Regions from separate parts of the Mus musculus genome. Here region 2 is linked to region 1. The links are chromatin loops, found by intact Hi-C in ENCODE. Cell type or tissue: heart. All regions are shown on one strand.

What was found. A loop is a pair of places that touch in the nucleus more often than their neighbours do. Peaks named below come from ENCODE experiments on the same cell type or tissue, not always from the same donor. Only the 100,000 strongest peaks of a DNase experiment are listed, where the experiment ranks them.
Region 2: it touches region 1 in a loop (2.8-fold over the local background); 2 of 42 quality-filtered maps call a loop at or near these places.

Annotation. Positions count from the first base shown.
Region 1 is chr13:43,990,155-43,994,154 of GRCm38, forward strand. No RefSeq gene overlaps it. Among named protein-coding and RNA genes, the nearest start is that of Gm2233, 43 kb to the left of the region's middle. In heart, no CTCF peak of the experiment used is centred here; DNase peaks (open chromatin) are centred at 777 and 1,837; H3K27ac peaks cover 1,003 bases.
Region 2 is chr13:44,226,660-44,230,659 of GRCm38, forward strand. No RefSeq gene overlaps it. Among named protein-coding and RNA genes, the nearest start is that of A330076C08Rik, 12 kb to the left of the region's middle. In heart, a CTCF peak has its summit at 2,086; a DNase peak (open chromatin) is centred at 2,082; H3K4me3 peaks cover 903 bases; H3K27ac peaks cover 2,377 bases.

The sequences.
Region 1 (4,000 bases):
TGTCACTGGGCCGTTGGTCAGCCAGGTGGTAAAGGCAGGAGTGGAGAGTCATTCTTCCTGCTTGCTGAGAGTCTTATTTATCCAGTTACTCTTGCTCGAGCCTCTCTCTCCTATCAGCCAAGGGTCAACGCTCATTGCACTGTTTTTACTAACAAGATTTGACAGTGTACACTTAAAATGTGTCCAGTCAGTTAATACTCATTGAATTCCTGCAATATGCTAGACACCCTGCTGGTATGGAGGCACAGAGCCACTCAGAAAGCCAAAGGGCCAGGAAGCCAGGTGATGTTGTTCTATCCCACGGATCACCTCTCTTGGTGGTGCCATCCCATGTAAGGTGTGATCTAAACAGAATAAGGCCAAGGGACTCTAAGCCTTTATATTCCAGTTCCTGTACCCTCAGAGTCACAGGGGAATCCAGGAAAACATTTCACTTGGCTATGGATGAAATAGATTTCCCCAGTGGCCGGGAAGGAGGTCAAGAAACCTGGCTTGCATCGGCAGCTCTGTCACTGAGCAAGCTGTCTGATGCTCTGGGCTTTGATTTACCCATCTGCCTTAAGCAGAGGACCACATCTCTGTGTTACCTTCTCACTTTTAACACTTCATCAATTCAACTCCATTCGACCCCTCAAACGGAATGCACCCCGAGGCCGAGAGCGTGGGGTGTTGGCATGGTTTTTCTCAGGCTGCACCATGGCTCTCCTGTGACAGGGCTGGCTAATCAATTCTCCCAGCTCACGTGCCGCTGACGGATGGGTCATTTGGAGAAGCTGTGCCTTGTTAGTGAGGCTGAGTGCTGCAAGAGACATGGCTGCCTCCCAAATCTGACGTATGCTGAGTTACCAGCTTACACGTTTCCCTGGGAAGGCAAAACACACGTCAAGAAACTGCAAATTGAATTCTCTCCCTCCGTGCAGAGGATCTGCTTGTGTTTTTATAAAGAGTAAAATCAGAAGTAGATGCACCACATTTCCTTTTGCGGAATCTGTATTTTTAGAATGATTACTTGAGCATGAGACACAGATACGGTTTTTAAAACACACGCCAGTTGGTGCCGTGTGTTTAAGAGGCAGGCCAGGTAGGAACGTCTTGTTTTTGTTGCTTTGTTTTCCAAGGAGCGTCTAAATTCCTCTTTGTAATTTGCCGACTGCAAATGGCTGTGCCCGTTTTGTGCCAAGTATATGAATTATACCGTGGCTCATCCTTGAACAGTGTCCTTGCTGTACCTTCTGCTGTACCCACTTTGTGAATGGGCAGCTGGAGTTCAGGTGAATTATGTCATTGATACAGTCATTTGAATAGACATTTGACAGTCATTTGAATTCTAGTTAATTCCACATGTTTATGCTATCTCTACCCCATATAATACCTGGAAGAGGAAACTGGATTGATCATTCAGATAGCATAAAACATGCCAGGAATTAGCAAAAGGGGGCTTCTCTCTTCTTCCCAGAATGCAGGAGAGGGCTCTGAGCAGATCTCTTCACAATGCCATACAAGCCTTAGAAAAAGGTACTCCCTCCCCTGACGCCCTTACCTAGCTGCTGGGCTGCAGACACCGCTGTAAGAAGCAAACTTCACATGGCAGCCTGTCAGCGGCTGTGGGCAAACACTGGAAGACGACTGCATTATTTATGATCATTATTTATTTTCTGGTGTTCAAATATTTACCTTTCTTTCTTTTCTTTTGCAAACAGTTTAGTGGGCAGTGGGGAAACCCTGCCTCCTGCTAAAGAGGTTGAGCTTTGTTTCCGGAGGCCAAGTCCAGTTAAAGACGCTGACCACGCTTCCCAGAGCTGGGCTGGCCAAAAGCCAGCAAAGAGTACTGCCTCATTCTTGTGACTACATTGCTTCAAAGAATGAGTTGGCTTATCCTGAAGGGATTCTCTTCTAATGAATTGGCTGTCAGTCTGGGCTGCGCCCTTGCCTGGCATCTGTCCCACTGGTTACTCAGACCTTGGTTTGTTTGTTTGTTTTGTTTTGTCTTTTGTCTGCTTCTGTCATCATTGATCTATGATGTTTAGACTTAGGTTAATGTGGTAGTTAACGTTCAACTTGGTTAGATTTAGAATCACTTAGGAGCCATAACTCTGCGTAGGCCTTTAGTGTTTCTCCCAAATGGACTAATGTGGGTGGTGGAGTCCCAAGATGATTAAAAAAAAATCAAGTATGGAGATCTCTGTTCATCTCCATCTACTTCCTGACTGTGGATATGGCGTGACCAGCCACTCCACACTTCCACCATCTTGCCTTTGCTTCCATGATATACTGTATCCCTTCAGATCATGAGCCAAGATCTCTTCAGAAATAAGAATACTTCTCCCTTCAAGTGCTGTTTTTCAGGGATTTGATCACAGGAATAAAAAAAAAAAAGTAATTTCAAGTGGGCTGGATTTGTAACTCAGTTTGTTGAATGTTTATCTAGTATCCATGAAGCCTAGTGTTTGAGCCCTGCATAGTGGTGTATGGTGGCGCACGTCTGTAATCCCAGCACTCTGGAGATAGGGGCAGGAGGGTCAGAAGGTCAAGGTCATCCTTGCCTACACAGTAAGTTCAAGGCCAGTCTGGGATATATGAGATCATGTCTTCTTCTTTAAAGAAGGAAGAAACGGAGAGGAAGAGGAAAAGGAGGAAGAGGAAGGAAGAAAAGGAAAAGGAGGAGAAGGAGAGAAAGAGGAGGGAGAGGAGGAAGAGAAAGAGAAAAAGAAGGAGAAGTAGCAGGAAGAGGAAGAGGAGGAAGAGAAGAAGAAGAGGAGAAGGAGGAGAAGAAGGAGGAGGAGGAGAATAGAAGCAGCTAACATGAGGACTAATATATACTATATCTCTTTTCCAAACAAGATGAAAATACTGAGAAATATTAAAGAAAACCATTTCACAAATGAGAAAAAACTTTAAACTTCAAACAACATTCAAATTCTTCATAGAGCACTGGCCACACACCAGCTCACTCCCTAGTAAGAGTATTGTCTGGGGCATGTGCCAGCAGATGCAGAGTAGTGGACTGAAGTTCAAGAGGCTGAATCACCTGTTACAGGTCTCTTGGAATCTAGCTGCACAGTGTAGCTTGCTGACACTCAGGGCAGTGAGCAGAGGAGCCCTGAGAGAGGCTGGAGAGAGAGCCATGGGAGCCAGCCTCTAGTCCTCTTAGTATTCTAGTTGTGCTAATCCATCCTTCTACCTGTAGCTTATTAGTGACTTAGCATCAGAACACACCGTAGTCTTTACCATGAATAATGGTTTCATATGGTTGGTTGGTTGTTTGGAATAGATATGTTTACTTATGGATAGCAAAATGAACGACGTCGGTCAGGTGACTTGGAGACAACTCAAGCTGAAAGAGGAAAGGGGGCGGGCAAGAGAGGAGAAGAGCCATGGAACTTCCTGGGGGGGGGGGGTGTAGAAAATCAGCTCTTCTGTGAGGGCCAAGTTCTGACCACTGTTAAAAGGATCTTGCAAGCAGCTCAGATCCTGCTTGCTGATGTGTTCTTTCGCTTCTTCTTCCTGGTATAGAAGAGGTCTGGCCTCCTCGGGAAGAGGACCAGAGGTATGTGTTAGCTTCCAGCTCCTATGACAGAATAATTGAGGCCATCGACTTATAAAGAGAAAGGCTTGCTTTAACTGACGATTTTAGAACCTCACTTTATTCTGCTCACCAGTCCTGACCCACATACCTCGTTTCTGCTTGGTTCAGGAGTGTTTGCCAGAGGCCCACATATTCAGGACTGGGTCTTTGGTTCTTGGTCTGGGTTGCTATTGGGAGGTGGTGGAAGCTGGAGGGAAGCCCCAGTCAGGTCGGTAGAGCTCTCCTCTGATGAGGATATTGAGGCCCCAGGCATCTTCTCATCTTCCAGGTCATCACTATGGAGCAGCTCTATTCCACCACACTCTTTCTACCATAGTTTGTCTTCTCTTTCTCCCCCCCTCCCCTCCCCCTCCTCCTCTCTGTCCCTCCCCCCCCTCTCCCCCTCTCTCCCCTTCCCTCTCCCCCTCTCTCTCC
Region 2 (4,000 bases), 240 kb after region 1:
GGGAAAACCCTAACAGCTACCTCAAGAAGACCCTCAGCTGCCTATGGCTTTCACAGTGCACCTTCCTCAGCTCACATGAGGGAGCTGGGGGGTGGGGAGAGGACACAAGGCAGAAACAGGGATAAACAAAAGCCCTCGCCATAAGCTGTATCAGACTGACATCTTGTATAGCACACATTAGTAGTGCTGTTCCTAACTATGCATATCTCTAGTCCTGGGAAGCCTCCATGAAATTACTTGCTTGGTAACGTGAAGATGTTATCATTAGTATGAAAATATCTGTCCTATTTTAAACATTGAGAACCCCTCTCTTTAAAAATAAATGAATAAATAAATAAATAAACCAAAGAAGGGAGGGAGGGAGGGAGGGAGGGAGGGAGGGAGGGAGGATGAAAACTATCCTTTAAAATAGTACAGAGCCTTCACAAAGTCTGAGAGGACTTGGAAGAGGGTAAAGGAGAATCCTGGTATAGCGTCCATCTGTCTGAACGCAGTCTGTCCTGTGTAGCTCCCTGTGAGGTAAACTCACAGCAGGTTGGATTAGTCTTAGTAGCATGTATGGTGACGGCTTCTCCCATAATAAACGAAGAGTTGCCCACCTGGCCATTCAACTCGATTCACATTATGCCCTTGGATTTCCTGTACCCTGGCCTTGGGTGCCTCTGTCATAACCCTAAACCAGGCTTGGGGGCTGCTCGCTTCAGAGGTCCATCACATTCTCCAGGATGAGCTCCGCACTCCCCAAATCTCTCTCAACTTTCAGTTTAAGTCACTTTTATCAAGTTACATAGTCATGTGTACATTCTTGCAAATGTATAACTTAGGTTCCCAGAGAGACTGTCAAAGGAAACCTGCCTTCGCCAAACGTGGGCCTCCACACCTAGGGTCCTGCAGCATTGAGGACTCCAGGGAAAGGACAAAGACTCACAGGATTCATCTCTCTGCTACTGATGTCTACCTGCCCTGTCACTGGCTTTGGCAGAACCTTCCAGAGCCTTCCCCCTCTTTGACATCCAGAGAACTAAACTATCGGTTTGTACCCATAAGCTATACTACCTGCAGAGGTACTCAGCGGCTTTTGATTACATAGGGCCTGACTTACAGCCGTCCTCAAAGAATTACACTAGTGATGGTAATGATGATGATGATATAGCTGATAATGATGGCTCTCGAAGTTGGGCTTCTTGCTTCTGCCATCCCATCCCCTGTGCCCAGCTGAGCCTTGTTGCCAGCTTGGAGCAGCCGCAGCAGTTTGATGCCAGTTTCTCTCGGGGTGCCACACTCCCTGACGCGTACCATCCAGCCTAATCTACTTTAGAGCTGTATCGAAATGAAAGATGAATAGGAGGGAGAGCTTGCTGCTAAAACATATGTGTCAGAAAATCATTATGAGTATTAAATTACAGCCATAAAATGAACCAGAACTAATCTTGCAAATTAAGATCCAATAAATTTTTTTCCAGGACACACCTTTTCTTTATGTATGTATATGTGTGTGTGTGTGTGTGTGTGTATGCAAAATAAGATTGAGGCCAGCCGCATGAAAACTGAGCGGATGACTTTGGCAGATGGCATTAGAAAGAGGTATGACAGCAGACATTTCAATGTGATAAATAGGTATGTGCTCTTGAGGGCAGGGGTGCAGGCTGGCTAGTGGATCGCTATTGCCCCTGTGCCAAATGTTATAATGATCGGATTTTACACTGATGCAACTATGTGTTTTCCATGTACAGTTTATACATGCGTGTTCCCGTCCCTCTCCTCAGCACCTCCCCCCACCCCTACTCTTTAATCCTCAGCTGGGGTCCTGCTGACATGAGAAACTAGTTCATTTCTGATAACCTCTTATTTTGGAAGAGAGGACACAGCCATTCAAATTAAATCTGAAGCTATAAACAAGCCTTTGGAGAGTTGCCTTCTCGCTGGAATAACAGGATAACACCCCCCCCCAACCCTGCGGGAGAAAAGAGACTGTAATTAGTTCATTGTCCACGAATAGGCACAAAGGAGGCGAAGCCCCGGCCTGGACTCCCTTTCAAGGGAGGATCTTGGGGCAGATGTTAATTAAGTGAGTAACTTCTACCATCTCCTGGGAATGCAGAGGAACACCACTCCCCTTCCAGAAGAGACATTGAGGAAGGGTGTGACCAAGGACATACATAAAGAGTCTCCAAAGAAGAAGAAGAAAACAAAACAAAAAGCAGGGTTCATCTCCCGCTGTCAGCCTTCCTGCCGCTGGCACTGGCAGAACATTCCAGAGCTGTTCTTCGACGCTCCCCAAACCAAACTATTTATAGCTGCGCAATCATTATAAATAAATCTGTTTATACTGTGGAGCCTTGGCCCTGCATGAGTTAAAACTCTCGGCTGGCAGCTATAAATAGCTGTTACACGCTCCAGTGTGACGACTGACGGATACGTCCTCAAATTGTGACAAATAATGACAAGTTTGTTTGACAAACATTCCGCTGACATTCATCTGATTTTGAGTAAGTGGTGCCTGCTTTCTTAATTTGGTCCCCGAGGCCCGGGAGCTGGGAGACATTCTTTATTCTCCCTCCCTCACCTCCTGCCCGGGAACTGTCCTGCAGTCCGGTGTTTTCTCCTCCTAATCAACTGGAAGGGATTGAGGCCATTTAAGGGGAAGCTTATTAAATCCACCATTTGTCTCCTGGGACAGTCCTGCTTTAGGGGATTTGCAAGGGTCTGGGGAGTTTTGTTAATGACGTGAGAGCCAGAGGGAGAGAGAAGGGAATGAGGGCCAGGCTGGAGTGTTGGGCAACGCAAGGGCTTCACGTAGGATCTGAGACATAGAAGGATGGGTGTGTGGGTGGAGGGATGTGAGCCTGGTGCTCCTGCTGAGTTGTCATCTAGGTTGAGGTCTCCAGAGTCTGAGGTCCTTTCTCTAGATCAGCTGATATTAACACACATCCTGAGTTACTCAGGACCTTAAAATACACACAGGCTTTGTCACCTGTCTAGTGTCACAAGGTCCTGATGCCAGAAGAGCTGGGACAAACTAAACTTCTGCATCCAGGGCTCCATGTTCATCACAAGTATCGGCTGGTTTACTTCCTTTAAAGCCCTCAGAACCATACCTGCCTGTGACTAGCACCCTCCAAGGGCCGGCAGTTTATGGGAGCAGCCAGCACCATCTCCTATTCTCTAGTGCTGTCAGTGTTGACTTTGCCAGGGTCACCTGTACTGCCCCTCAGTGTCCTCATGGGCATGTCTTCTCTCTAGGTGCTCTCTCTTGTTTGCTGTATTGCATTCTCCCCATGTGTGTTCTTTGAGTGTGTGGGGTGTGTGTGGGAGAGTGTGTGTGAGTGTATGTATGTGAATGTGTGTGTGTATGTGTGTGAATTGTGTGTGTATGTGAGTGTATGTATGTGTGTGTATGTATGTGTGTATATGTGAGTGTGCGAGTATGTGAGTGAATGTGTGTGAGTGTGTGTGTGTGAATGTATGTGCATGAGTATGTGTGAGTGAGTGTGTGTATGAATTGTGTGTGAATGTGTGTATGTATGTGAGTGTGTGAGTGTGTGTGTGAGTGTATATGTGTGAGTCTGTGTGCATGCGAGTGTATGTGTGTATGTGTTGCATGTATTTGAGTGTGTGTGTATGTGAGTATACGTGTAAGTGTGTATGTATGTGAGTGTATGTATGTGTCTGTATGTATGTGAGTGTATGTGTAAGTATATGTGTGTATGTGTGTGTGAGTGTATGTGTATATATATGTGAGCGTGTGTATGTGAGTGTGTGTATGTGAGTATGTGTGTGTGTGTGTGTATGTGTGTGAGTGTGGGGAGGGGTACATGTGCACAAATAAGTGCATACTCATATAAAGAGTAGAAGATCCTCTTGGAAGCTGTCAAGATGTCAAGATGGGTTTTGTTTGTTTTGTTTCTGTTTTGAGACAGGATCTCTCGCTGGTCTATAACAGCGGCCAGTGGCCAATGAGCCCAGGGATCTCCCTGTCTCTGCTCCCCAGTGCTGGGAC